Regions from separate parts of the Homo sapiens genome. Here region 1 is linked to region 2. A link is an interaction called in ENCODE POLR2A ChIA-PET data of the cell type or tissue named here. Cell type or tissue: Panc1. All regions are shown on one strand. Each heading gives the region's core, and the rest is flanking DNA. Links, peaks and the distances in the headings are about the cores only.

Region 1 (16,033 bases), core at 6,399-8,898, 65 kb before region 2:
AGGATTTATGTTTAGTGAAAAAATAAGCAGCACCTAAAATGTATATAAAATATACAGTGTGATAGCAGTTATGCTCAACATTTATGTGTAGCCAGGCACCGTGACACATGCCTGCAGTCCCAGCTGCTTGGGAAGCTGGGCAGGAAGATCACATGAGGCAGAAGGATCACTTACGGCCAGGAGTTCGAGGCTATAATGTGTGATAATCACACCTATGAATAACCATCGCACTCCAGTCTGGGCAGTATAGTGAAAACCCATCTCTTAACAACAACAACAAAACATTTGTGTGTATATATATGTACATACATAGAAACATACACAGAGAAATGAAAGCACACTTGTCCCCTGTTTATTACCCTGAATTGAACATCCTTAATTTATTCTATAAAACAAGGCATAAGGAGCTATGCATAAAAGCTAATGGGGAAAATATCCTGGAATGTCTGTTCCCTAGAACTTAAAGTATAATTTAAAAAAAAGATATTCATCTAAAATATCTGTTCTCTATAATTGCCAAAAAAGCAAAACAACAACAACAACAACAACGGCAAATCTGAAGCTTTGGCTCTGATTTGGCTTCTTGTTTTCTCTCCTGATATCCTTATGAGCAAACTGCATGTGCCTCTGAGAGAAAAACACACACTAGTGAGCAGAATGTTGAGTACTGTGATCAAAGTATTATGGTAAAAATTTTTTTCATTTTGTATTGTTTTGAAAAGATTGATCTTTTCTAAAATGGACAGTGTATTAGTCTGTTCTTGCACCACTATAAAGAAATACCTGAAATTGGGTAATTTAAAAAGAAGAGAGGTTTAATTGGCTCACAGTTCCGCAGGCTCTACAGGAAGCATGGCTGGGGAGGCTTCAGGAAACTTACAATCACCATAGAAGGTGAAGGGGAAGCAGGCACATCTTACATGGCAGAGGAGGAAGGGAGTGAAAGAGGAGGTGCTACACACTTTTAAACAACCTGATCTTATGAGAACTCACTATCATGAGAATGGCAAGGGGGAAATCCACCCCCATATCCAGTCACCTCCCACCAGGCCCCTCCTCCAACACTGGGGATTACAATTCCACATGAGATTTGGGCGGGGACACAAATCCAGGCCATATCAGGCAGTTAAGCTCCAGTTCAAATCCTTACTGTAAATGTGTATTGAGAAAAGGTTAATTTTCAATAATATAAATATATATAAAATTGTATGTGTGTATATACATAACACACAAAGTAAACAATGTTGACAGAGATTCTCTGGTTTTAGTATTAGACATGCTTTCAAGTCTCAGTATCTTACACATGTTCTGTAATCAGAAAAAAGTTAATTTAAAATAAGAAACTACTCCAATATCTGTTACAGGTGCTTAGTAAATGGTAAATAACATATTTATGTCATGATACAGTCAAAGAAGTATATGGTCTTATGCTTTAGAAATAAGATAATCTTATTAGGTATCATATTACTATATTAAGGCTGAAAGAGCTAAATGAATTAAGAGTCCTCAGAAATAATGGAAAAATGGATAGTTCAATAGAATAATTCCTGGGAATTACTTTGTTTTGGTTGGAAAGACTATACAGTAAGGGAGGGCCTCTGCATGAGTATGCAGTCTGTGCATTACACAACTAGCAAGAACATCTTGAATGCATTGTCTACTTTAGATTGATTACAATCATTTTCTGGCAGATGACAATAAAGTGACTTGAGACACAGGTGGAGTTTAGCCTGGAAGTGGTGCCACTGGGTGAGCTGGACCACTTAGGACTCTGCCATAAAAGGGGCTTAGAACAGTGTTTCTCACATCTTCACGTGCATACGATCATCTGGAGAGCTTGCCAAAATGCAAAGTGTGCTTCAGTAGGTTTGTGGTGAGGCCCAAGATGATGCATTTCTGACAAGCCCCTCGGGATGCTAATCCTGCTGCTCCTAGGACCACAGTTAGAGTAGCATGGGTTGGCTGAACTGGGCAAAACCCAGAAAGTGAAGCCTGCCAGCCCAAGATAACTGAATCTTTCAGTTTAATCTGTGCATATAATGGAAAGATAAAGTTAAATCTTTTGAATCATCTCCTAAAATATGACTAAAAAAAAGATGCAGTTTATCAGCTAAGATATTTGGCAGAGAGGTTAAAAATATATTTCTCAAGAAATGGACAAATGCAGAAACAAATGAACTCTGAATATGATCAATGATTTACTGATTCAGGAATTTTCTTTTATAAAGGACAAAAACAGTACAAGAGTTGGTAAATGGGATGTTAACGAAGGCCATTAGAAACTGGAGACTTTACACTTCTTCATTCAGAATACAAAATACTTGTAGCACACATCTCAGAAAGATTTGTTTTCATTACTGGCCAAATAATATGCCTGGTTTAGAGCAAAATAAAATACACACACTTGGAAATACTTAATTAGCTTCAGTAAAACCACTATATGTAAAGGAGGCTGGAGATTTAATATAACAAATAATGTAAAATATATTTGCATTATTTTACAAATGAATTTTCTTTAATAAAGAAATTAATATCTTTAATATTAAAGAATTAAATATTCTTCAATAAAAATTGAAGACTTTTATTTGTAAAATAATACAAATATATGAGCTACCTACTAGTCAGGTGGAAAGGAGCTGCAGCCTAATGCAGTGGGTAAAACAAGGAATTTGGTGTTAATTGCCCTAAATGCCAGGCTAGGCTTTACCACCAATGAGAAATATAACCTGGGACAAATTCCTTAATTTCTCTGGGCCTCACTTTCCTCAACAGTTTAGTGGGGACACAGTGTGGATGCACTTAAAACAGTACAAAACAATGGAGAAATGCCAGTTTTATTACTAACATATGAGGATTACTTTTGATATTTGTCACATTTGAATCAACAATCTATTTAGTCTTATTCTAAATGTATCTTCAAATAAGGACAGAAAAGAAGCTTCTGAATAGTGTGGAGTTGAGAATGGGGTATAGAGAGAAGAGGAAAGAAGCAGACTAGGCAAACTGAGCTTTGTCGAAGCAGAGTCAGAACTATTAATATGATGGATAAAACCAGGACAATCAAGGTGCATTCATTATCTACTTGTATATAACAAATACCACAAACTTAGTGGCTGGCTTAAAACAATACTCATTTCTTATCTCACAGTTTCAGTGGGTCATTCATCCAGGCACTGCCAGCCTTAGGGTTACTCACACATCTGTAATCAAGCCATTACTCAGGTCTGGGGTTCCATCTGAAGGCTAAACTGGAGAAGGATACACTTCCAAGCCCATGCTGCTGTTGTCAGCATTTGCCTCCCTGAGGGCTAGAGGAACTGAGGCCCTTTGTCCTTGCTGGCTGTGGGTTGGAGGCCATTCTCAGTTCCTTGCCATGTGGGCCACTCCAATATGGCGCATGCTTCATCAAAGCCAGCAAGAGAGAGTCTTCTAGCAAGATGAAAGTTGTAATTTTTTTAACCTCATTGTGGAAGTCACATTCTTTCAATGTTAATCTGTTTGATTGATTAGAAACTAATTAGTCAAGGGGTGAGAATTACATAGGCCATGATTACCAGGAGGTAGGGAACATTGGAGCTATTAGTTATTTACCACAAAAAGAGACTACTTTTATATCATCAGAAATGCTGTTATCTACCTGGGTTCAAAGCAAATGATGTAAGAGGAATATAGACTACAAAGCTATGAGATCCCCAGAGTATGCATTTAGAGAAAGAATAATGTGAAAAACTACTTTAAAGGAGAAATTTTTGAAAGCAAGAAAAGAAATCCAGTAAGGCTGCCTTCTCCAACAGAGTCTAACCCATCTTCAGGATCATGATTCTTGACTAAGAACTGCTGAGAAATGACTACACATAGCTCATGACTAAGAACTGCTGAGAAGTGACTTTTTTATTGTAATGTTTTAAACAGTAAGAAAAATGGTATGGTCATGTTGAGGTGGGAGATGTAATTCGGATCCCTGTCTGTCTGTCTATCTGTCTATCTAACTTTTTGAGATGGAGTCTTGCTCTGTCACTTCTTGCTCTGTCACGCAGGCTGAAGTGCAGTGGCACAATGTTGGCTCGCTGCAACCTCCACCTCTTGGGTTCAAGCGATTCTCCTGTGTTAGCTTCCCAAATAGTTGAGATTACAGATACGTGCCACCACACCCAGCTAATTTTTTTTTTTTTTTTTTGCATTTTTAGTAGAGACGGGGTTGTACCATGTTAGCCAGGATGGTCTCAAACTCCTGATCTCAAGTAATCTGTTTTTGTTTTGTTTTGTTTTGTTTTGTTTTTTGCATTTTTAGTACAGACGGGGTTTTATCACGTTAGCCAGGGTGGTCTCGAACTGACCTCAAGTAATCTGCCTGCCTCAGCCTCCCAAAGTGCTGGGATTACAGGCATGAGATACCGCGCCTGGCCTAATTCAGATCTTTAAAAGTACATATGTCTATGTTTAAATTGTAACTAAGGAAGAATGAAGATGTCAGGTAAAACCTGGCAGATTGAACATGTTTATGTCTGCTACTTTTGGAAACCCTAAATGACTGTAAAAACACTCAAGGCCAAAAAAGAATCTCAGTAAGAATGACAACAGATGATAGATATCAACATAATTATAGAGAAGAAAAGCATGTGCCAAAGCATAACCAGATGAAGATGTCAAAGAAAGCTGAAAGCTGGCCCAGGAGAGAAGGAAGCAACTCAGAGTCTATCTCATTATCTTTTTGGTGAGGGGTAATAACAACATCTAATGAATTCATGTTATATTCCAGTTACTTTTTAAGTGCCCTACATAAAATAACTTGTTTATTTCTTACAACAATACTGTGATGTAGGCATTATTATTACTCCCACTTTACATATGGGGAAGCTGAGGCAAAGTTAAGGAATTTGCCCCAGGTCACATAGCTGGTAAGTGGCAGAGCTGGGTTTAAACTCAGCTGGGGTCTGGAGTCTGAGCTCATTATTGCTATGCAATACACCTTACCTTTACAAAGGAAGGACAGAGTAGAAAGATTAAAATTAGTGATCTTTGATGGAGGCTGGATGTTTTAGAATGCCTGGTGCTATAAAATGTTGACCAATTTGTTCAATGAAGTGAACAAGGCAGGGTTGAACTGAACACTGCCGACAAGGTAAAAATAACTTCCAAGGAAAATAAATGAAATATATAAAGAATGAAGTTAACAAATGGTAAAATGAATGTTTTAAACCGAATAATTCATGTAGAAAAATTGTGAAAGCAGAGGGACATCACAGAGATTAAACTACTGAGAGAGAAGATACAGCCATAGTCATGAGAAAGAGTGGAAGCCAGGAACCAGTGTATTGGTCTTCCACCCTGATTGAACACCAGAACCAACTATAATGGTTTAAAATATATATAAGTCCAGGTTTTTCTTGTAGAAACTGATTCAGTAAATTGAGGGCAGAGACTGAATGATTTTTTTCTTAAGGTTAACAGGTGGTTTTAATTTGACAAGGACTAAGGGCTGCTAATACTAGTCCACAGCCCAGAAGCAAGCCACGTGTGGAATTGGGATAGCTAAAGCTCAGATTAAGGCTGGGGATGGAAAATGTCTAAGAACTACTACAGTGCAGCGAGAATTCTATTTCTAGAAAACTGCCCTACATAAACATCCATAAGAAATAGCAGAAATATATATGCAAGAATATTCACTAAAGCATTTTTTGCAAGACAAAAAACACTGAAAACATTCTCCACTAGTAGGGGACAGGTTCACTATGGTAATTAAAGTTACAGCCATTCAGTGGAAAACCATGCATTAAGGGAATTAAGCGGATCTGATTCTGTTGCTATGAAAACACCTTTAAGATAAATTGTTAAATAAAAAGAAAGCTGCAGAACAGTAATAGCATATGCTTCTGTTTGTATCTACATCAAAAGGAATATGTAGATGCACATTCAATAGACCATGAAGACTATCTCTGAATAGGTTGGCTGGGAATGAGAACGCAAGGGGCAAAAGGAGATTTTACTCTTTAAGTTATATGCTTTGGTATTTTTTTTTTTTTACAACAAATGTGTCACTTTTGTAATAAAGGAACGAAACAATGCATAAAAGGATTTCTGGTTAGGTCATTGCATAAATGCCTGGCTCTTAAAATGGGGAATGGAGGGTGTTTTCTACACACTGGGGATCAGAGAGCAAAGTGGAGAAAGTATCATATGTAATATCTATATGGTGACTTTATGTGGAGGTGGAAAGATACAGAAAACGACCCAAGGAGAAGCAAGAGAATCTTAAGAACTCCAGACCTCAACAAAGAAACAAAAATGCAGAAGAATTCACAGGAAAAGAGTTGAGGTATGGTATTTTGAGAAGAAACATGAAAAAATGATGATGAGACACAATATAGAATTAAATGATAGAGGCAAAAGCTTTTTTACAGCCAAGAACAGAATACACATAAAAAATGCATCACTCTTAGGCATACCCTGTCCCTGGGAGTGGCCCACCTCTTTAGCTTAGTATGGTGCCTCATCCGTTTAACAGATAGTCTTGCATAGACCATTCTCTGGTGAAAAACAAACAACGAAACCCACCTCTTTCTCTTTAGGGTCCAAAGATTCATGTCAGTAGTCCTCCTTCTCAACTTGGTTAAAGAAAATGTGCAAAACATATAGTACAACAGGTTCCAAAAACCACAAATTACACTAGAAATCTAAAGTCATAATTATGCAAATTGCAGTTACAACCTAGAATCAGAATTGTCCTGATAGTCCTATGTCTCCCTCTGTGAAGAAGTCACCATTTCCGGTATGATCTCCCCATGCTCCAGGCAGAAATAAGCATCTATTTCTAGAGGAGCAGAGTGGTATCATGGAAAGATGATAAGCTCTGGAGGCCCAAGGGACTGCTCTGCCACTTCCTAACGGCATGACCTTGAGCAGCCCACTCTGACCATCTCCTCCCTCATGTGGAAAGCTGAGTAATAATCCTCCCTCCCTCACAAGATAGGAAGAATTATGTGAAAGCACTGACAACTAAAGTGGTATAATTATTTCTCCTATATTTATTCCTTAAAGATTGATGCAAAACCTTTTTTATTCCTGTCTAAAGCGAGCATGAGGTGATCCTACCAGATCCTTATAAATTCCCTCAATGGCAAATTAACATAAATAATACCAAATCCTATGACGAGGGAGCCACTTTGCCAGCCTGTTTCAGTCTGACTCACTGCCTCATCTCTTTCGAGAGGACACTTTCTTATTACTCAGCCCCAAATAAAAAGGGCTGAAAATAAATATCTAGGTGTAACTATAGGTTGCCATAAAACTTTTTCAGATTTGTCAGTAAACAGTAACAAATGGATGTTCTCCACATATTTTTAGTCTTCCTCCTATTCACTTTTCTAGAAGGCTCTGCTTAACACATGGTCATTATCAATAATCAAAACCAGCATGGACGCGGGGTTTTTACTTTTTGTTACCTACTTGATGTTTCTCTTTTCCTGACTTGAGATACTTAGGACGATAAGTAACTTGCCCAGGACAACATAACTGAATGTGTCAAAGGTGGAATTACCCTAAATTGTCAACATTTTCAATCTCCACACAAGGTGCCGTTCTCTATAAAAAATTTGTTTTCATATAAAAATATATGTTATCTTAAAGGTTCCAAAAAAAGAATTGTTCAAGAATATTTTTCTTACTAATCATTGGAATGTCTAAAATACCTACCATTAGCATTATTTTTTAATCTTCAAAAGATCCCTAGACATGTATCTGAAAGGATTAGAGTGATGACTCTGAAAGCCACTTAGGACAGAATAAGCTCCTGAAGGAAGAGGCACAGAATGGGTAAGTTTTGATGCAAAGTAGAAGGGAAGAAAATATTCAGGACATGGTCTACTGCTCGGATGGAGAGATCCCAGTGAGGCCATCTCCAGCAGACCAGAGAGCTGACACAAGGCTGGAAAAGGGCTTAGTACTGATGAAGAAAGAATTGTTCAAGGAGAGGCAGAGAGTGACTGAGAAGGAGTTAAACGATCCTTGACCTGTTTCCTGTCACTTCCTCTAAAGATGTCTTATTGCATCAAAATTGGTTAAGTGTTATCACATCAAGATTGCTTAATGTAAGCAAGACCTGAAGCAGAATTTGTCTCTGCATACGTGCTTATTTTTCTGGATAATGGATCAGCTTTGTTTGTTTTACATGTCTTTAAACTCTCCTGCCTGTTGCGGACTCACTAGCAACAGAGCACTCCTGCTGCAGCACACCTTCTGCGGGGAGGTGGGGCAAGGACGCTTAGCTGCAGATACTTCAAAAGGCTGTCAGATGGGCCTCCTGCCTTTCCAGTGTCCAGTCAGGTGTGAGGTCCTGTGGATTCTACATCCGTAATAATATTTTATCGCTACAGGTCATTTTGAGCTGCTCTTACACTTCACAGAAACAGAATCAAAGAGTGTGTGTTCCTTTGTGAGACTGAGTGACTACCGCCTTCTTGGTGCCGTAACCAGATTCACGCTGGCATTAAAATATGCCCACATATTGGGAAAGCCCTTGGAGTTCTGTGTTTGTTTTTTTAATAACACTTTTCACTTTTCTCATGTATTATCTTATTGAAGAAGCCACACAGTTACTGTTCCACTTCAGCTCATGAGGAGACCATCTCAGAAGTATAAGGACGACAAAGATCTTCAGCTGCCACCCATCTCCCGCCTCCCCACCTACAACCTATAAGAAGCAGAAGGGCTGAGGAGGCAAAAGGGGGAGAGGATGAGTCTAGACATTTTCAGTGGTGACAAACTAAAGCAGTAAGATACGAAAGGCCAGTAGGTTTTAATTTTCCTAATCAAACGGATGGAAAAGTGAGACAAAAATATATGAAAACAATTGTTGGTTGCTTGGCAGTTGTTAGGGGAGCAAGAGAAAAATATGGGCAGAACGGGGCAGGTCTAGGCACTGGAACCAAGGCCTGCTACTCAAAACAGAGGGAAACTTGAAAGTGAAAGATCAGGCCATGGTCCCAGTGGCCAGGAATGAAAAAGGCTGTCGTGAGAGTGACTTTTCTCAGGCCAAGGCATAGTATTCCTGTTTCCTTTAACCCCATCTCAATCTTCACATCTAAGTGATTTGGGTGTTCATGTGTCTCACCACAATTTCTTGGCATTGTTTTTTATTAGTAACCTTTATATTGCGCTTTTATCTTGTACTTGTATCTGAGAGTAAAATAATGAAGCACAAGTAAAGGCAATATCTGAGTAACGGGGGCAACCTCCAATCCAACTTGCCACTCCCCGATCCCTGCAATGAGAGGCTTCCAAAAGATGCTTTTTGATAAGAAGTCTTTCTATGAATTCCAAATTATTCACTTTATCTTTTATGTCCATTGATTTGTATATACTCTCAAATTGATTTTTTTTTTGAGGAGTCTCGCTCTGTCACCGAGGCTGGAGTGCAATGGTGCAATCTCGGCTTACTGCTACCTCCGCCTCCCGAGTTCAAGTGATTCTCCTGCCTCAGCCTCCTGAGTAGCTGGGATTACAGGTGCCCGCCACCACGCCCGGCTAATTTTTTGTATTTTTAGTACAGACAGGGTTTCACCGTGTTAGCAGGACGGTCTGGATCTCCTGACCTCGTGATCCGCCTGCCTCAGCCTCCTAAAGTGCTGGGATTACACGCGTGAGCCACCATGCCTGGCCGTATGCTCTCAAATTGTTGCCTAACCTGGTTGTTACTTCCTCCCATATATTTATCCAGTTGTTTCAGCACCGTTCGTTGAAAAGACTTTACTTTCCCTGTTGAATTACCTTGAAACTTCCATAACAAGTCAATTGACAGTATATGTGTAGATATATTTCTGGTTGCTTTATTTTGTCCCATTGATCTATTTCTCTCTCCTTAGGCCAATTAACACTGTATTAAGTCCTGTAACTTTAGAGTAATTTTTGAAATTCCATAGTATAAATCCTCTAGCTTTGTTCTTTTAAAACACTGACTTAGCTAGTTTGCATCATTTATTTTCTATATAAATTTTAGACTAAACTTGTAAATTACTAAAAGAAAAGCCCGCTGGGGTTTTGATTACAATTACAATGATTCTACAGAACAATTTGAAGAGAACTGACACCACTTAATTCATGAACATCATGTGTTTCTCTATTTAGGTTTCCTTTATATTCTCTTAACACTATATTCTAGTTGTCAGTGTAGATTTCTTGCACATTTTTTAATAAATCTACTTGTATGTATTTAGTGCTTTTAGGTACTATTGTAAATGTAATTTTAAAATATTCATTCTCCAGTTGTTTGCTACTGTATATAGGAATATCCTAGAACCCTGACAAATTCACTTATTAATTCTAACACTGAAGATTTCTTCAGGTTTTTTAATGTACCCAATTATGTTGTATGTATATTTTAAAAATATTTTAGTGCTTCCCATCTAATGCTTGGATCTCTCTCTATATATCTATATATATATAGATCCAATTTTCTAATACTTTGTTAAGGAATTTTGATAATTTTAATTCTATGTTCATAAGGGGTATTGTTTGTCATGTTCTTTTCTAATTATATCTTGGTCAGGTTTTAGGGTCAGTATGGTAGTATGAGCTGATATCAGGATATTGGAACAATATGAATTGGGGCGTATTTCCTTTTCCTCTATTTTCTGAAAGAGTTAAGATTGACACTATTCCATTCTTAAATGTGTAATAGAAATAGCTAAAGATATCTTTGTCTATAGCTTTATTTCTGAGAAGTCTTTTCATTATAAATTTATTTATATGAAAATGTGTATTCAAATTTCCTATCTCTTCTGTCAATTTTAGTAAGTTGTATTTTTCAAAAAGATTGTCCATTTCATCCAAGTTGTGGACTTTGTTGGCATCAAGTTTTATTGTAATACCAGCTTATTATCCTTTTAATCTCTGCAGGATCTCTAGCAATATTTTCTTTTTCATTCCTGATACTGGTAATTTGTGTATTCCATTTTTTTCTTGATCAGTCTTGCCAGAGGTTTATCAACTTTATAACTTAAAAAATAACAGCTTTTGGGTTTCTCTATTATATGTCTGATTTCAAGTAGATTCTTACTTTATTTTTTCCCTTATTCTACTTGTTTGGGGTTTGATTTGTTCTTTCTCTAGATGCATAGGGTAGAATCATAGTTCATATTTTTTCTAATGTTAGCATTTAATTCTGTAAAGTTCCCTATAAACACTGCTTTGGCTGCATCCTACTAATTTTGATATCTCACATTTTCACTATCATTCCATTTGAAATATTTCTAATTTCCATTTTCTTGTTTTACACGCTAATTGTTTAAAAATTGTTTAATTTCCAAATATTTGGGGCTTTTAAGTTAACATATCATTGATTACTAATTTAATTCAAATTGAAGTCATAGGATATTCTTTTTTTATCTCCATTTTAAAAAGTTTATAGGGATTCATTTTATGGTATACCATATGGTTATCTTGGTGAACATTTCATACGTACTTTAAAAAAATGTGTAGTTTTGTGTATATCAATTAGTTCATCTTTTTAAGTCTATACCACTTGTACAGTTTTGTTATTTATCATCATTATTTTGCACAAAGGTGTAAAAATCTCTGACTTGACTGTGAATTCATCTATCCTTTTAGCTCTGTCTTATCTTTTCCTTTATGCATTTTGAAGCTCTATTATTATGTGCATATATGTTTAGAATTGTCATGGCTTCCTGATGAATTGAGTTTTATCATCATGATAACATGTCCCTCTTTTTTTCTGTGAATATCTCCTTTCTTGAAGTCTATTTTGTCTGATATTAATATAACCATTCCAATTTTCTTATGACTGTATCTTTTGCAATCATGTTACTTTTATCTTATCTATACATTGTACAGCATATAGCTGGGGCTTGCTTTTTTGCCAGTCTGGTAATCTTTGCCCAATTGCTTCCCAGCCTGTGAGTGGGCTTCCAAAGCCCTGAGTCTCTCTGCAAGCCAGTCCATCAATCTTACTTCACTGGGGTTGTTTCTTGATTGTCTGGCATCTGTGGACCAGCTCTGCCTATGTAACTCAGCAAATTCCTCTGCCATCCAGTGGGCTGCAAACATACCTTCTGCAACAAGGTCTGAACCCCAGCTTTACAGAGGAAGCCTCTTTCCAAGTTTATCCTTTCTTGAGCATGCTCCTTCAGCCTTATATTATTGAGTTCTCTTTATATCTTTACAGTTATTGCCCTATCATAGTTTAACAACTCCTTACATAAACCCACTATCCAAATTACTGTACAGTTTCTGTCTCTTGATTGGATCCAGATGAGTACATCCGCCTCCTGTGGCCCCCTCCTTTTCATAATTTACCCCCTCAATTTCCAGCTTCTCTAGCAGGATCAAACTCTATCCTCTGACATCTTAAGACAAACAGATTGCAGCTTTTTGCTTAAGTGCTAGTCTTCACACACTACATAAACTGGGAGCGCCCTCTGCAAAAGAGTAGGTAATGTAGCCCCCTACCTAGTGCAGTTCCTTTATTAAAGGATTAAATCCCTTCTAGTTTCTGCCTGCTTTTGATAGTTTTTCAGTTTTTTCAAATAATTGTGTTTTTATATATTTTCCAGAGTTGTATCTGCTGGAAGGTCAATTCAACATAACTGCTCAGTTATTAGAACCAGAATTGCTATGACTTTTTTTTTTTTTTTTTTTTTTTTTTTTAGACAAAATTGGACTGTCGCCCAGGCTGGAGTGCAGTGGCAACGATCTTGGCTCACTACAACCTCTGCCTCCCAGGTTCAAGCAACTCTCCTGCCTCAGCCTCCCAAGTAGCTAGGTTTACAAGCACATGCCACCACATCTGGCTAATTTTTGTATTTTAGTAGAGATGGGGTTTCATCATGTTGGCCAGGCTGGTCTCGAACTCCTGACCTCAGGTGATCCACCCACTTCAGCCTCCCAAAGTGCTGGGATTACAGAAGAGAGCCACCGTGCCTGGCCCTACTATGACTTTTATAAATAGCTTTATTGCAGTGTAATTCATATATCATTCATTCATTTGAAGTATAGTCACAGAGTTGTACAATTACCACAATCAATTTTTGAACATTTCCCCACCTCAAAAATGAACCCCATAATGATTAGCAGTCATTCCCCCATTCTTCCCCTGCCACAGGCAGCCACTGACTAGTCTACTTTCTGTCTTTATAAATGTGCTAATTCTGGACAATTCAAGTAATGGAATCATGCAATCCATGGTCTTTTTTGATTGCTTTTTTTGATTTAGCACAATGTTTTCAAAGTTCATCCATACAATGTAGAGTACCATACAATGTATGCTACTGATATACTGTAGCATGTATCACTACTTCTTTCCTTTTTATTAATAATATTCCACTGTATAGATATAATACATTGTGTTTATCCATTCATCAGTTAATGAACATGCGAATTGCTTCCACTTTTGAGCTATTATGAATTATGTAGCTACGAAGATTCATGTGTAAGTGTTTTTGTGGACATATGCTTTCATTTCCCTTGGTTATATACTTAGGAATGGCATTGCTGAGTCATATGGTAACTCTGCTTAACATTTTGAGAAAATTTTCAACTGTTTTAGAGAGTGACTGCACCATTTTACATTCCTACCAGCAATGGATGATGTTTCCAATTTCTCTACCTCCTCGCCAACACTCATTGCCTATCTTTTTTATCTATCTTTTTTATTACAGCCATCCTTGTGGGTGTGAAGTGTTATCACATTGTGGTTTTGATTTGCATTTCCCTAATGAGAAATGATGCTGATCATCTTTTCATATGCTTATTGGCTATCTGTATATATTCTCCAGAGAACTGTCTATTCAGATCCTTTGTCTATTTAGTTGGGTGAATTGTCTTTTTATTATTGAGTTGTAATATTCTGGATATAAGTCCCTTATCAGACATATGACATACAAATATTGTCTCTTATTCTGTGTGCTTTCTTTTAACTTTCTTGGTAGTATAACTTGCAACATAGTTTTTGACTTTGATAAAGATCAACTATGTATTTCATCTTTTGTCACTTGTGATTTTGGTGTCATATCTAAGAAACCATTGCTTACCCCAAGGTCATAAAAATTTATATCTATGTTTCCTTCTAAAAGTTCTACAGTTTTGGCTCTTCCATTTAGGACTCTGAGCTGTTTTGAGTTAAATTTTATATGTGGTATGAACTAGGGATCCAACTCATTATTCTGCTTATGGATATCCAGTTCTTCTAGCATCATTTATTCAAAAGACTATTCTTTCCCCATTGAACATTCTTCACATGCTTATCAATTGACCACAAATGGAAAGATGTATTTTGGAACTCTCTAAATTTTATTCCATTGATCTTCATGTCTGTCTTATCTCAGTACCACATTATCTTGATCAGCACAGCTTTGTAGTAAGTTTGGTGGAAGTAAGGGAGTATGAGTCTTCCAATTTTGTTCTGCTTTTTGAAATTATTTTAGATATTCTGGGCCCCTTGCGTGTCCATATACATTTTAGAACGAGCTTGGAAATTTTAACAAAAAGATAGCTGGGTTTTCATAGGCTTGCACTGGATCTGTGGATCAATCTGGGGAGTACTGCTAACCTATTCAGTTTTCTAATCCATGAGTTCCATTTATGTAGTTCTTGAACGCCTTTTAATGATGTTTTGTAGTTTTCATTGTATAGTCTTGCACTTCTTTTATTAGATTTGTAAATATTTTATTCTTTTTCTAATGGAATTGTTTCATTAATTTCATTTTAGGATTGTTCATTGCTGGTATAAGAAAATTAAATTGCTTTTATATTCTGATCTCGTATTCTGCAACTTTGCTGAACTTATTAGTTCTAAAGATCTTTTTTTTGTGCATTCCTTAGAGTTTTCTCTCTATAAGATCGTTTCATCTGCAAATAGAGACAGTTTTACTTCTTCCTTTCTAAAGTAAAAGCCTTTTTTTTCTTCTTCTTCATTTTCTTGCCTAATTGCTGTGGCTAGAATCTCCAGCACAATGTTGAATAGAAGTTGTAACAGTATAAATCATTGTGTGATTCCTGATCTTAGAGGAGTATTCTACAGATGTCTGCTAGGTCTAGTTGGTTTATACTGTTTCCTTGTTGATCTTCTGTTTAGGTGTTCTATTCATTACAAAAAGTAGGGTACCGAAGTCTCCAAATATTTTGATTAAATTGTCTATTTCTCAGCTACACAGCTTTCTGTAGCAGAAAAACATTAGAATTCGAGGAGTCCAGCTACTGACCAAAACCTATGTCTGATTTTTCAGGCCCAACCACAGGCAATTATAAAAACTTTACCTGGCAAACCTTTTACGGGAACTCTGTCCTCCCCACCTGGTGCACAGTCTTGATGTACTGCAGTTGCTAGAGGGGGCTGCAGTCAAGGACTCAGGCTCCCTGGCTAGCCATGCTCTTACTCATGTCGCATTCCTAGCAGAGCTGTCTCCATCCAAGCCATCCAAGAGTTCTTCCACACAGAGGACCTTAAAGATGTTTTCTTCACTCTGACTCAGTACTCTTCCATTTCTAGCCCTTCTCCCAACCCCTGGATCCACAGGACTTCAGGAGCCTTTTGTTCAGGGCTCCCACTGCAGTGAGACATTCCCCATGCCTGTGTTGACCCATCTGACCCTTGTGCATGGTGCCATCCCATGGGGAAAAATGGAACAGCAGGGAAGACAGCACTTTCTTCAGTTCAGCCTCTTGCTTATACTAAGTGATGAAGGGCTTGACTGTTTCTTCCATTTCGGCTTGTTGCCTTAACCAGTTACTCTGACATCTAGCAGCTCAGCTTCTCCAGTTCAGCTCAGCTCTTGAAAGTACTTTTAAATACAATTTTACTTTTTTTAAGTTTAAAAAAAATAGAAATTGAGATTAATATAACCTTGACATCTGCACACCACACAAATTAATACGTGTATAAATTTTGTTACAATCACTATGGGTCTTTAAAAAACTGAAAACTTTACCCATATTAAGGAGAAGCTTCCTAATTCCCCTTCACAGTCCCATGTCTTCTACTTTCTCTAGAGGCAAGCACTAAAAAGTCTGACATAAAGCCATC
Region 2 (16,033 bases), core at 8,820-11,319:
TCTCTAATTTGGACTTTCCAATATAAGCATTGTTATGAAATCGTCTGTAGTCTAAGATTGCTTAGAAAAGGCAAAAATAACCTTAATTCTTGCAAATCTGAACAACAATATGCAGCATATAAAGAAGAAAAGGCTCATTGCATAACTCAGAAGAACAGTGAATATCCACAAAGCCTACTTCCATGGAGTTAGCTAGCCCTAAAAACAATTCTATTTTATTCAAGTATGCTTTTAAAAAAATTGTAACCTCCCAGTAGAACTTTCATGAACAATTCTAGTATAGCCCACACCAGGAACACAGAAAGTAGGTAAGGTATTTAACAAACAAGAAAGATATTAGTCACATTTATACCAACAAATTATTAGATTTTTTGGCTATATGTGGATACTAAGTCACCTTAATCACTTAATACAGGTCTTCCTTATAGCAAAATTCTAGGCAAAACTTATAAACTTGTTTCCATAAAACCAAATGAAGCCAGTGAGTCCAGTCCAACAACCAGGTTATTCTTCGCCTTTAATCTCCTTTTCCCCTGGTATTTTATGCTGCATCCAAATCTTTATTAAATAACATGGTCCTTTCTATCTTCAAAGCATAAGCCCTAAATTAAAAACCAAGGTACAGAGTTATTATCTCGAGCCATTACAAAAAGAATTTACGTTCTGAAAGATAAAATAGCTAGTTAAGCATGAAGTCAATAGGATGAGGTATCCTAATGTTTCTGTTGGGTGGAATTTTTTTGGTAAGCCTCCGTTTTTGTTTTTTTCCTTACAAGCATATTAGAATTATCATGAAGTACACAGTCTTTTTCTTTTAATGCGTCAGTTCTCTGTATCTGTTATCACCATAAGTACAGGTCAATCAGATATCTTTTAAAATTGAATCTCAGTCAAGGAAAGATTCCCTTGTAACTGCTTTTAACATTTAGTAACCTGACACTTGCAATTCTTTCAAATGTCATACTTTTCTAGAGTACTTCTATTTCAGAAGCTTTACAATTCTTCTACAGATTATAGGACTATGCTCATTAATACAACCATTTGTTTTGAATAAGTATGAATATTAGAAGTCAAAATGAACTGAACTTCTGCTAAGTCCCAAAAATAACATGAGAAAGTGTTTTTATTGCCTAACTGCAGATGCTAAATAAATATAAATAAGGGCCCTCATTCTTAGTCTTCCACAATCAAGCAGAGTCTTTGGAGGGTGCTTCAACAGGACAGTAGGCACTAGTTTAGGGTACATTTCTAAGTTCATCTAAGTATAACTTGTTCACTCATTCCGTGCCTATTTACTGTGCTTCTACTACGGTGACAGGCACTGGGCTAATTGCTGCAGATGCAGTGCCGAGCAAGACAGAAACATGCCCTACTCTCACAGAATTTAATATCTGTGCAAGAGAATGACATTATCAAATAATCAGACTTTTGAATGCGTAATTACAAATTGAAACAAGTGTTGTCAAGAAAGAGCAGGATTCCATGAGAAGTTATTGCAAGGAATCTGACTCAGATTAGGGGTCGAGGAAAGCATTTCTAAAAAACTGATACTTATCTAGAAATCTAGAAGATGACTATATGCTAATTAGCCTAAAGGATGGTAGGGTAGGGGTGAGGAAAAGGAAAAGAGGAAGAATCTTCAAAACCAAAATAATGTAGGTGAAGAGGTCCTATCACAAGGGGTATCTTAGTTTCCTATAGCCACTATAAATAGTGTCGTAAACTTAGTGGCTTTAAACAACATTGACTTATTATTTTACAGTTCCGGAGATCCTATGCCCAAAATGAGTCTTAAGGAACTAAAATCAAGGTGTTGCAGAGCTGCCTTCCTTGTAGAGGGTCAAGGGAAGAACTTATTTACTAGACTTTTCCAGCCTCTAGAGGCTGCCTGCATTCTTGGGCTTGCAACCTCCCTCATTTATCTTCAAAGTTGGCAATGCCAGCCAATCTTTTTCATCATGCCATCTATTTGGTTGTCTCTCTTCTGCTTCCCTCTTTTCACTTAGGATCCATGGTCACACCCAGATAATCCAGGATAATCTCCCCATCTCAAAGTTTTTAACATAATCATATCAGCAAAGTCCATTTTTCCATGTAAGGTAACATATTCAAACAGGTTCCAGAGATTAGGATTGTGGACATTGTTGGAGACCATTATTATGTCTATCATGAAAGAGATCATGTTTTATCTGAGAACTGAAATAAGGTCAGGGTGGTTGGAGAGTAGAAAGTGAGAAGAAAGGTAATATAAGATGAGGCTGGGGAGATGGGCAAAGACTATAAACACCTCTATGCAAATAAACTAGAAAACCTAGAAGAAATGGATAAATTCCTCGACACATACACTCTACTGAGACTAAACCAGAAAGAAGTTGAATCCCAGAATAGACTAATAACAGGCTCTGAAATTGAGGCAATATTAATAGCCTACCAACCAAAAAAAGTCCAGCACCAGATGGATTCACAGCCGAATTCTACCAGAGGTACAAGGAGGAGCTGGGACCATTCCTTCTGACACTATTCCAATCAACAGAAAAAGAGGGAATCCTCCCTAACTCATTTTATGAGGCCAGCATCATCCTGATACCAAAGCTGGGCAGAGACACAACAAAAAAAGAGAATTTTAGACCAATATCCCTGATGAACATCAATGCAAAAATCCTCAATAAAATACTGGCGAACCGAATCCAGCAGCACATCAAAAAGCTTATCCACCATGATCAAGTGGGCTTCATCCCTGGGATGCAAGGCTGGTTCAATATACGCAAATCAATAAATGTAATCCAGCATATAAACAGAACTAAAGACAAAAACCACATGATTATCTCAATAGATGCAGAAAAGGCCTTTGACAAAATTCAACAACCGTTCATGCTAAAAACTCTCAATAAATTAGGTATTGATGGGACGTATCTCAAAATAATAAGAGCTATCTATGACAAACCCACAGCCAATGTCATACTGAATGGGCAAAAACTGGAAGCATTCCCTTTGAAAATTGGCACAAGACAGGGATGCCCTCTCTCACCACTCCTATTCAACATAGTGTTGGAAGTTCTGGCCAGGGCAATCAGGCAGGAGAAGGAAATAAAGGGTATTCAATTAGGAAAAGAGGAAGTCAAATTGTCCCTGTTTCCAGATGACATGATTGTATATTTAGAAAACTCCAGTGTCTCAGCCCAAAATCTCCGTAAGCTGATAAGCAACTTCAGCAAAGTCTCAGGATACAAAATCAATGTGCAAAAATCACAAGCATTCTTGTACACCAATAACAAACAGCCAAATCATGAGTGAACTCCCATTCACAATGCTTCAAATAGAATAAAATACCTAGGAATCCAACTTACAAGGGATGTGAAGGACCTCTTCAAGGAGAACTACAAACCGCTGCTCAAGGAAATAAAAGAGGACACAAACAAATGGAAGAACATTCCATGCTCATGGGTAGGAAGAGTCAATATCGTGAAAATGGCCATACTGCCCAAGGCAAATTATAGATTCAATGCCATCCCCATCCAGCTACCAATGACTTTCTTCACAGAAATGGAAAAAACTATTTTAAAGTTCATATGGAACCAAAAAAGAGCCCACATTGCCAAGTCCATCCTAAGCTGAAAGAACAAAGCTGGAGGCATCACACTACCTGACTTCAAACTATACTACAAGGCTACAGTAACCAAAACAGCATGGTACTGGTACCAAAACAGAGATATAGACCAATGGAACAGAACAGAGCCCTCAGAAATAATACCACACATCTACAACCATCTGATCTTTGACAAACCTGACAAAAACAAGAAATGGGGAAAGGATTCCCTATTTAATAAATGGTGCTGGGAAAACTGGCTAGCCATATGTAGAAAGCTGAAACTGGATCCCTTCCTTACACCTTATACAAAAATTAATTCAAAATGGATTAAAGACTTAAATGTTAGACCTAAAACCATAAAAACCCTAGAAGAAAACCTAGGCAATACCATTCAGGACATAGGCATGGGCAAGGACTTCATGTCTACAACACCAAAAGCAATGGCAACAAAAGCCAAAATTGACAAATGGGATCTAATTAAACTAAAGGGCTTCTGCACAGCAAAAGAAACTACCATCAGAGTGAACAGGCAACCTACAAAATGGGAGAAAATTTTCGCAACCTACTCATCTGACAAAGGGCTAATATCCAGAATCTACAAAGAATACGAACAAATGTACAAGAAAAAAACAAACAACCCCATCAAAAAGTGGGCGAAGGATATGAACAGACACTTCTCAAAAGAAGATATTTATGCAGCCAACAGACACATGAAAAAATGCTCACCATCACTGGCCATCAGAGAAATGCAAATCAAAACCACAATGAGATACCATCTCACACCAGTTAGAATGGTGATCATTAAAAAGTCAGGAAACAACAGGTGCTGGAAAGGATATGGAGAAATAGGAACACTTTTATACTATTGGTGGGACTGTAAACTAGTTCAACCATTGTGGAAGACAGTGTGGCGATTCCTCAAGGATCTAGAACTAGAAATACCATTTGACCCAGCAATCCCATATTACTGGGTATATACCCAAAGGAATATAAATCATGCAGCTATAAAGACACATGCACACGTATATTTATTGTGGCACTATTCACAATAGCAAAGACTTGGAACCGACCCAAATATCTATCAATGATAGACTGGGATTAAGAAAATGTGGCACATATACACCATGGAATACTATGCAGCCATAAAAAAGGATGAGTTCATGTCCTTCACAGGGGCATGGATGAAGCTGGAAACCATCATTCTCAGCAAACTATCACAAGGACAAAAAACCAAACACCACATGTTCTCACTCACAGGTGGGAATTGAACAATGAGAACAGTTGGACACAGGGGAGGGAACATCACACACCGGGGCCTGTCATGGGGTGGGGGGAGGGGCAAGGGATAGCATTAGGAGATATACCTAATATAAATGACAAGTTAATGGGTGCAGCACACCAACATGGCACATGTATACATATGTAACAATCCTGCACATTGTGCATATGTACCCTAGAACTTAAAGTATAATAATAATTAAAAAAAAGAAGACATCAAAGAGGTGACAGCCTAGATTTGACATTTTTAAATCCCTCTGGCTACTGGGTGGAAAATTGATTTTAAAATAGCAGAGGTTCAAAAAAAAGATTATAGTAGCAACAGATATTCAGATAATTAAAAATTTTCATCAGGTTACTGAGGTCATTTCAGATATTTCATTCTTTATTAGGTGATCTGATGACTTTGGTTAAATATCTGCCCTAGGGTTCTGTGGGAAAGATTAAATGTTAAGATGCATGACACTCCATTTATACAGGAAGTGTACCAACAATAAACACTCAGTCTTTATACTGCTGCATTGCTTCTGTTACTAATTATTATGCATAACTCTATGCTAGAAAATTAGAAAACTTAATATGGATGACTTTATGAAAAAATTAATACTGATTGTCTTAGTCTGTTTGTGCTGCTATAACAACAAAATACCTGAGACTGGGTAATTTACAAAGAATACAAATTTATTTCTCACAGTGTTGGAGGCTGAAAAATGCAAGATCAAAGTGTCAGCATCCGGTTTCTGGTGAAGGCCTTCTTGCTGGGTGGAAGGGAGAAGAACAAAAAGGGCCAAACTCCCTCCACCGAGCTCTTTTACATGTTAAGGGCATTCACCCATACATGAGGGCTCTAAACACCTCCGAAAATACCCCACTTCTCAACAACATTGCATTGGAGATTAAGTTTCTAACACATACATTTTGGAGTACATGGTCAGATCACAGCACTGATTATATGTAAATATATCTCTATTTTAAGAATAAATAGAAAAATTAATTCGAGACCTGAATAAAGAACACTCGATCTACATATTGAGTGCAGGAAAAGGATTAGAAAATGATGTTATACAGGGGCAGTGTCCAAATTACATTAAGCCTTAGTGGCCACAGGAAGGATGTTGGCTTTTACTCTAAGTAAATTGGGGAATCTTTGGGGAGTTTTGGGAAGAGGAGTGACATAGTCAGTCTAATTTTCATGTTAAAACTGGCTGACATTTTCAAAATAGATTCTAGGCGGCTAGCATGGAAGAAGAAAGGCTAGTAAGAGAACATGGCAACAATCCAGGAGGGGTGGATCACAGTTTAGACCAGGTGGTAGCAGTGAATGTTGGGGGGGGCTCATTAGATTCTTGCTGCATCTTTTTTTTTTTTTTTTTTTTTTTTTTGAGATGGAGTCTCGCTCTGTTGCCCAGGCTGGAATGCAGTGGCACAATCTCGGCTCACTGCAACCTCCACCTCCCAGGTTCACACCATTCTCCTACCTCAGCCTCCCAAGTAGCTGGGACTACAGGTGCCTGCCACTGCGCCTGGCTAATTTTTTGTATTTTCAGTAGAGATGGGGTTTCACCGTGTTAGACAGGATGGTCTCGATCTCCTGACCTCATGATCCACCCACTTGGCCTCCCAAAGTGCTGGGATTACAGGTGTGAGCCACCAGGCCCGGCCGATTCTTGCTGTATTTTAAAAGGTTTTCTAATATGAGAGAAAGAGTGGTATCAATAATGAGTCCTAGGCTTTTGGCCTGAGTAACTAGAAGGATAGAGCTGCCATCAGTGGACACTGGAAGGCTGAATCTGAGGGAGAGATCAGTGCCTCTGTTGAAAATATGATAGGGAATTTTGCTGGACATGCAAATGGAGTGGTTGCCTAAGCAGCTGAATATGAGTTGGGAGCTCAGGAGAAAGGTTTGGGCTGGAGATATAAATTCAGCAGTCATTGGCATATAAATAGTACTTAAACTTTGAGGCTAGATGAGATCACCAAGAGAGAGTGTACATTAAGAAAAGCTACAAGAACTCAGTCCTGAGGCATTCAAGTATGAAGAAGTGGGAGTTAAAATGAAGAATCAACAAAGCAGGCTGAGATGGAGCAGGGAGTGAAGTAAGACAAAAACCAAAAAGAATCTGATGTCCCGGCAGCCGTACCTTTCCTTCTCTTACACCTACTCACCTTTCAGGTCTCTGCCAAGGGATATTTTATTCCCTAAACTTGATTAGGTATCTCTCCTAAGTGCCTCCACAGCATCCTGTCTTTACTGCTTTCTTAGTGTTTGTCACATTGTATTATCATTGTTTGCATTAACTCATCTCTTCCTCTACACTGTAAGCTTCTTGAAAGGAGAAATCAAGTTTGTCTTGCTGATAGAGTATTCCCAGAAATTAGCACAGTGCTTGGCACACAATAACCACTGAACGTAAGTTGGCTGAGTTGAACTTGTAAAGTCAGTACTTATCTTCTGGTTTCAGACATGTTACTGGTATGCTAGCGTCCACTATGATTACCTAAGCCACTAGCACCATACATACATTTATTTCATCATGCTTATTTTACTATGTAACAATTTCAATTTTTCCAACATTAATTGGTGTGTCTCATGGTTCTGATTCAGGTAGAGGAGAAGGAAGAAGGAAAGCGATACTTACTTGTATATATTACGCATACATACCAACTTTGCCTTTCATATGCAGTCACACTTAAGCATTTAACCTTCCTCACAAATTTGGGAAGAAAAGTATAATTAGCTCCATTTTATAAGAAAAAACAAGGTTTAGGAATGTTAGGTAACTTGTCTAAGGTCATTCAAATGGTAAAAACCAGGATTTAAATACCTGTAAAGAATTTGCGTTAGAGTAGGCAGATAGCCAGACATGAGCAGGAGTGGGGAGCCCCTGAAAAAGGGAAGTCCAAAAAATTTCGCACCCCAGAAGTTGCATGATAGATATGAGCAGAGAGAGGGGAAATACCTATGCAGAAAGGAACGCCCCCAAACACTCCTTAAGATGCCCAATGATCACTCATTCTGCAGTTAACCTGTCAGAATGTAGCTAGCTACATGCTGAGAAGAGGGAAAGAGGGCAAAGGAGAAATTCCTAAGAGATACGCAGGTGCAATAAGTACAGATTTAACCACGATACGACCTTCCTGGGATGGTGGTACGGAGCAATGCTGCCATTAGGCAGAATTCATATCTAATGCTAGGCAGCACATGTACATCAACAGACAGCAAGGGAGAATTCTACAAACCTGGGGCGGGAACTGGGTGGGGACTTGAGGCAGAAGCGGGAAACTAGTCAGAGACAAAGGCAGAGACTTGAGACACAGACAGGAACTTAAAGGGTCTGACATAATAAAATCAGCAATGCAGAACTGTTAGAGCTGCTGGCTCATCCTCTTTCAAGCAGCCCGCTTTGCCCCATCTTTCCAAGTGTACTGTTCTCTGCTACTACTTTCCACCCAGACCAGCCCACTCTTCTCTTGACGTGTACTTTGAGGACCAAGCTCCGATTTTTATCTTGCCCAAATTCCTATCTAAGGGGTCTGGGGAGTCATGCCCTACAAACCATAAATTCTCATTAGATAGGTTTTATTTAACCCTCTATCTCATGAGTTACTTTCCAATCTGACTCTGGCGTAACAGTATGTGACAAAGAAGAAAATCATAATATTTTTACCCTAGAACATGTTTCTGTGCCATATTTTGAAATGGTCCTGCAAAGTCGTCCTTTGTGGGGGCAAATTTTCATCTGTAAGAGTCTCTATTAACATAGCTAGATGTTTTTCTTCCAGGCCCTCCCAATCCTGAAGATACTGAGTGGCTAGCACCTTTTAATAGTCCGAATAGGAGACATCTGTCATCTATTGTCTCTAAGGGCAGCCACTATGAGACTTCAAAAGAACCTTGGTCTCCACAGTCTTTTATCTTAACTTGAACATTTCCTTTCTATTGATCCCAGGTCTTTAGACAGATTCAACCAATTGTCAACCAGAAAATGTTTAAATTTACCTATAGTCTGGAAGTCCCCCACACTTCAAATTGTCCTGCCTTTCTGGACCAAACCAACGTATTGCTCGAATCTGATTGAAGTCTCATGCCTCCCTAAAATGTATAAAACCACGCTGCACCCCAACCACCCTGGGCACATGCTCTCAGGACCTCCTGAGGGCTGTGTCAGGGGCCATGGTCACTCATATTTGGCTCAGATTAAATCTCTTCAAATATTTTAGAGTTTGACTCTTTTAATCAACAACTTCCTTCAATAAACCTTTGCTTACTTTACTAATTGTCTCTTGGCCAAAGTCTTTCTTTCAAGTAAGACAAGAGCCAAAACCTCCACACTTCCTAGTAACACCAGGGTGTGTGTATGTGTGTGTGTGTGTGTGTAAACAGTAACTTTATAGTATGCAACATAAAATAAATTTCTACTTTAAAAACAAAATTCTGTTACTTACTGGAAAGTATAGGAGCAGAGATCCAAAAAGGATCGTTTCCAACAGGATAAGGCCCGATGCCCGGATGCTCTGAAAAAACAAAATAAAAACGTCATTACTAACTTACATTTCTAAGCCTGGAGAATTCACGCTATTGTGAAAATGCCACAATGCAGTAGGACAGCATTCTTTGGGGGAAATTAAATAAATTAATGAAAATTGGTTAGTATTCAGGTGGGTAAAAAACTAGAACATGCAAAAAGACTGATTATAAAGGTGTTGATAGGCTTAATAATATCGCCAGTGGCTGCATGAGATTTTGTTCTCTAAAATTTGTATCATTAAAAAGCCTGAGCAGCTAAGAACACTATCTTGAAGATACTTTTGAGACGAGAAGTCTTCTCCCGATTGAAGGTCTTTTCTCGATCGAAGGGTTCGTGGTCTCACGGGCTTCAGGGAATGAAACCGTGGACCACAGCGGCGAGGGTTACAGCTTGATTAGACAAATACACAGACCCAAAGAGTGTGCGGTGGCAAGATTTATTAAAATGAAAGTGAAAGTGAAGCTTCCGCACGGCGAAAAGGGACCCGGAAGGGTTGCTGTTTCCGGCTTGGGTGTCTTATGCTTATATCCCCTTATGACCCCTCCCCTTTTCCTTTTTCTGTCCTGTAGAATTAGCTTATTTTCTATCCGCCTGTGAGTTGGTGGGCCTGATGGGTTAAAAACATCAGGCTGCAGCTAGAGCTTAAACTCCCCTTTGATTGGTTGAAGTTTCAAGCCCTCAGCTTGCAGCTATTTTGGCTTAGGGGAAAGTCCCTTTAAGGAAGTCCCTATTGACCCAGGAAGAACAGCCAACTTAGCCACTTAGTCCCTCACTTTCAATCCACGAAATTTACAAACGAGATCTTGCCTGTATTTCTAAAATATGAGCCACCAGTGCATACTGAATGCCATTCCTAAACTATTTCACAAATACCTGTGGGATAGTGTTGGTGGGTAAAAAAAGCACATGCACAAGGTCTTGAAGTCTGCGTATCTCCCACCATGCTAAAATATAACCCCTAAAACTCACAAACACAGCTTCGCTATGTGCACAATATAAATCACATTAAATAACAAGGGTATCTCACCTTGTGAACATGCATACATGTTATTCTTTACTCAAAATTCAAAAGAATTAGTTGATTTGATTTTCAAATAAATTTCTGAATAGTTTGCTAAGCATGAATATATCTAATAACCTTAAGATATTTTGTTAGACTTAAAATAGCATTATCTTCTCCAAGCAAAATTCTTAGAATTGAAGCAAGAAATAAAAGACCAGTAAAATCAATCTTATTTTCTACAATAAATTTTGCTTTAATGAATTCAAGTATCAATATAGAGCAAATATATCAATTAATACTGCAAACACAAAAACAGGTCATTTTAGGCATGCTGTGTTTTCACTAAATATAATACAAAATGTATACAGAAATTACACGTGGTGTAAATATCTTAACAGGAAAATAATTTGCAGTAGTAACAATTAATTTTGTAACAATAAAAAAATTCTGAAAGGCCAAACCACAATACTGCATTATATAAAAGCACTATCAGACAACTGGATAGCCAGGGAGAAAAAATTCTAATTCCCCTTCCAAAAATCCCTGTGGGGTATTGTTAAAGATATAGAAATACTTTGTGTAACCCTCAAAAAAAAACTCAGGGCTTGCATTAATTTAAGAATTTGGGAATAGAGAAACAAGTTTAGTCAGTGAACAGCCTTGATTATTTGAGTGGCTTCTTGCTATTGGTCATTATGTTAGATAGAAGACGCTTTTGGTGAAAAGAAAATTTCTATCAGCAAGCATTTAAATGGGTTTTGGCTGGCAGAATTTCCAAAGTGGCAAGGTACATTTGCATAGTATGCCTAATTATGAAGCTTATTTTTTAAACATTCCAAAAAAGACACAAAAAATGAAAATCCAAAATATTATACATGACTGTCTGTAAAATAATTTGTATGCTATTGGTTGGCTGAACAAGAGGACATGAAAAGCTGCTGCAAGGTACGATGAAGAAGACAGACTTTGGAGTTAACTCCATCTCAATTTGAATTATGAAATAACCACTTTGTGTTGGGCCACCTGGAACTTCAATGGTCTCACCCATAAAACGGGTATTTTAATCTTTACCTTATTAAATCTGACAGATTTATTAAATATGAAGTATGCAAAATGGCTGGCATTGTACCTGGTGCTTAATAAGTAGATACGTATTCTTCAAGGTAGAGAACAGCACCAGGATGATGAATTTGAAAACTAGAAAGAATATATCGCTAACAGTCAAATTTTGTTTAATGCTTGGGATCCAAAATGACCCAAGAGGAGATGAATGCCTCGAGTGGGGGACCTTCCCAGGGCTGTGGTCATGCTGTGGTTTGATGGCCTCTTCCATCCTGCAATATCTTCTAAGATTTTATGTCCAGTAGGCTCAGTAGCAGTGTCACAACCATCACCACCACATAACAGTAGCAGGAGTACGTGCTTTTATATATTCTCAGAGCAGATAATCTGTCTCCTTTTCATTTGTAATTGTTGAATAATCTTCTTAGGAGTTCACTGCCTTGCTCCTGGCTAAGCAGAGGAGCCCATAATTTCAGATTATAAATTGGAACTCTGACAAGTGGTTCCATAATAAAATGTAAGTCCTGTTCAAAATGCGCACTTTTTTTCTTTCAAAATATTATTTGGAAGAGCTGCCTTTGTGGCCTCACAGAATGAGAAGGAACCTAATAGGTGAGATTTTAGGACAGAGAAGAGATCCATGCTCCCCAACATATTTCCTCCACTGTCTTATTGGTACTAGAAAATCTTTTAACTGGCACAGAGCCTTTTATTTTATGCTTGGTACCAAGGATTAATATACAATTTTGTAAGTAATACATTGACAAGTTCAAAGCAAAATATAGGAATCTTGTTTAGAGTCTCACTGGTAGGGTGAGGAAGGACAGAAAAGACACTAAGTGTGTATGGGGGTGGGGGCGGTGGTTGAAAATTGAAGATGGATGAGAGAGACAATGAGCAAAATAACAGAGACCAAGAAAAAAAGTCATCTCCTTCCTAGTTATGCCTGAGATAGAAAGAAATGGTGATATGAAACTATAACCAGAGTTGTTAACTGGGAAACTTATAAAAAATCTTAATTGAAAGATGATCAGTAATACGCAGTATGACACTATTTATACAAAACACATATACATAAAACAACACTACACATTTTCTCTATGTATCCAGGCATACCTCATCTATATATCTGTCCATCCATCCATCCATCCATCCATCCATCCATCCATCCATCCAGACAAACCTCAGAAATATTTTGGGTTTGGTTTCAGACCACAGCAATAAATCAAGTATCAAAATAAAGTGAATCACACAAATTTTGTGGTTTCCCAGTGCATATAAAAGTTAAATTTACACTATAGGCTATTAAGAATGCAATAGCATTATGTCTAAAAAATAATGTACTTGCCTTAAGGAAAAAAATACTTTATGGCTAAAAAATGCTAATAATCATCTGAGGCTTCATCAAGTTCTAATCTTTTTGCTGGTGGAGGGTCTTGCCTCCATGTTGATGGCTGCTGACTGATAAGGGTGGTGGCTACTGAAGCTTCAGATGGTTGTGGCAATTTCTTAAAATAAGAAAACAATGAAGTTTGCTGTACCAGTCGACTCTTCCTTTCATGAGAGATTTCTTTGTAGCATGTGATGCTGTTTGATAGCATGTTACCTACAGTTGAAGTTCTTTCAAAATTGGAGTCAATCCTCTTAACTATAATAATGTAATATTCTAAATCCTTTGTTGTCATTTCAACAATGTCCATAGCATCTTCACCAGGAGTGGATTCCGTCTGAAAAAACTACTTGTTTGCTCATCCATAAGAAGCAACTCCTCATTCATTCAAGTTTTATCATGAGATTATGGTAACTCAGACACATGTTCAGGCTACACTGCTAATTCTAATTCTCTTGCTATTTTCACCATATCTGCAGTTAGTTTCTTCACTGAAGTCTTGAACGCCTCAAAGTCATCCATGAGGGTTAGAATCAATGTTTTCCAAACTCTTGTTAATGTTGATATTTTGATCTCCCATGAATCATAAATGTTCTCAATGGCATCTAGAATGGTGAATCCTTTCCAGAGGTTTTCAGTTTACTTTGCCCAGATCTATCAGAAGAATCACTATGGCAACGATCGCCTTACAAAATGTGTTTCTTAAATAAGAAGATGTGAAAGTCTAACTCCTTAATCCATGGGCAGCAGAATGAATGCTGTGTTAGTGGGCATGAAAACAACATTAATCTCCTTGCATATCTCCATCAGACCTCTTGGGTGACTATGTGCATTGTCAATGAGCAGTAATATTTTGAAAGGAATCTTTTTCTGAGAAGTCTCATCAGTGGGCTTAAAATATCCAGTAAATCATGCTATAAATAGATGTGCTATCACATCCAAGCTTTGTTGTTACATTTCTACAGCACAGGCAGAGTTGGTTTAGCATGATTCTTAAGGCCCGCAGGATTTTCAGAACAGTCAATGAGCATTGGCTTTAACTTAAAGTCACTAGTTGCATTTGCCCCTAACAAAAAGGTCAATCTTTCCTTTGAAGTTTTGAAGCCAGGCATTGACTTCTCCTCGCTAGCTATGAAAGTCCTGGCCTGGCGTGGTGGCTCATGTCTGTAATCCCAGCACGTTGGGAGGCCAACGTGGGTGGATCACAAGGTCAGGAGATCGAGACCATCCTGGCTAACATGGTGAAACCCCGTCTCTATTAAAAATACACACATACAAAAAAATCAGCCGGGCGTGGTGGCAGGCACCTGTAGTCCTAGCTACTCGGGAGGCTGAGGCAGGAGAATGGCGTGAACCCGGGAGATGGAGGTTGCAAGAGCCAAGATCACACCACTGCACTCCAGCCTGGGCAACAGAGCAAGACTCCATCTCAAAAAAAAAAAAAAAAAGAAAGTCCTAGATGGCATCTTCTTCCAGTAGAGGGCTATTTCATCAATATTGAAAATCTGTTGTTTCATGTAGCTACCTTCATTGATGATCTTAGCTAGATCTTCTGAGTGACGTGCTGCAGCTTCTCCATCAGCACTTGCTGCTTCACTTTACACTTTTATGTTATAGAGATGGCTGCTTTCCTTGTACCTCACGAACCAACCACTGCTAGCTTCTAACTTTTCTTCTGTAGTTTCCTCAACTCTCTCAGCCTTCACAGAATTGAAGAGAGTTAGGCCCTTGCTTTGGATTAGGCTTTGGCTTAAGGCAGTGTTGTGACTGGTTTAATCTTCTATCTAGAGTACTCAAACTTTCTCCATATCAGCAATAAGCCTGTTTTGCTTTCTTATCATACATGTGTTCACTGGAGTAGCATTTTTAATTCCCATCAATTTTTCCTTTGCATTTACAAATCGGCTAGTTAGTGCAAGAGGCCTAGTTTTCAGCCTATCCCAGCCTCCACTATGTCTTTCTTATTAAGCTTAATCAATTCTAGCTTTTGATTTAAAGTGAGTGATATGTGACTCTTCCTTTCACTTGAACACTAAAGGCCATTGTAGGATTATTAATTGGCCTAATTTCAACATTGTTATGTCTCAGGGAATAAGGAGGGCTGAGGAGAGGGAGAAAGATGGAGGAATTGCTAGTTGGTGGAGCAGACAGAACACATTCAACATTGATCACTTAAGTTCACCGTCTTATGTGGGTGCGGTTCATGGCATTCCAAAACAATTACAATAGTAACATCAAAGATCAGTGATCACAGATATGATAATACTAAAAGCATTTGCTGAAATATTGCAAGAATTACCAAAATGTGACACAGAGATACAAAGTGAGCACATGCTGTTGGAAAAATGGCTATGATAGATTTTCTCAATGTAGAGTTGCCACAAACCTTTAATTTGTAAGACACATGGTATCTGTCAAGCACAATAGAGCAAAGCACAATAAAACAAGGTATGTCTGTGTACATATACATACTAAATAGATGTCTGGAGGATACATACTAAGTTGATAACAATGTTTGTTTGTTTGTTTCCAGAGAAAAGGGTAGATTTGGGGATAGATCAACTTATCTGGAAATATGTTAATATCTTTGAAGGAGAGGTAGTCATTTATTACTATGTAATATACTTTAATAAATAAATTTTAAAAACCTTCGTGTCAACTCAACTATTAGAAAATCTATGATTTTAGGCTGGGCATGGTGGCTCAAGCCTGTAATCCCAGCACTTAGGGAGGCCGAGGTGGGCGGATCAATTGAGGTCAGGAGTTCACCTGGCCAATATGGCGAAACCCCATCTCTACTAAAAATACAAAAATTTGCTGGGCATAGTAGCAGGTGCCTGTAGTCCCAGCTACTTGGGAGGCTGAGGCAGGAGAATTGCTTGAACTTGGGAGGCAGAGGTTGCAGTGAGCCCAGATCGAGCTACTATACTCCAGCCTTGGCAACAGAGCAAGACTCCATCTCAAAAGAAGAGGGAAAAAAAAAAAAAGAAAATCTCTGATTTGGTATTATAATATGCAAATATTATGCAATAAGTCTAAACAAAGCCCTTCCTTTAACTAATATTCTTTAATGAGTTTTTATTTGGCACCAGCTGATGCATATAATCATCAAAAACTGTATCTTATAATTTTTGCAGATGAATATAAAGCTGGGGGAGTTATCATTGAGCCTAACTCTCTGG

The links. ChIA-PET counts read pairs that join two places held together with the same protein. Peaks named below come from ENCODE experiments on the same cell type or tissue, not always from the same donor. Only the 100,000 strongest peaks of a DNase experiment are listed, where the experiment ranks them.
Region 1: POLR2A ChIA-PET joins it to region 2 with 6 read pairs; 3 of 35 experiments call an interaction of 5 or more read pairs at or near these places.

The regions. Positions count from the first base shown.
Region 1 is chr10:25,522,731-25,538,763 of GRCh38, reverse strand. The region is part of intron 5 of GPR158 (G protein-coupled receptor 158); the gene reads right to left. Among named protein-coding and RNA genes, the nearest start is that of LINC00836, 120 kb to the left of the region's middle. RefSeq lists a silencer at 8,038-8,238. In Panc1, for the core only: no CTCF peak of the experiment used is centred there; no DNase peak of the experiment used is centred there.
Region 2 is chr10:25,460,000-25,476,032 of GRCh38, reverse strand. GPR158 (G protein-coupled receptor 158) reads right to left here. Exons shown (of 11, transcript NM_020752.3): 5 at 9,314-9,382. Among named protein-coding and RNA genes, the nearest start is that of LINC00836, 180 kb to the left of the region's middle. In Panc1, for the core only: no CTCF peak of the experiment used is centred there; DNase peaks (open chromatin) are centred at 9,842 and 10,072; H3K4me3 peaks cover 1,156 bases; H3K27ac peaks cover 1,174 bases.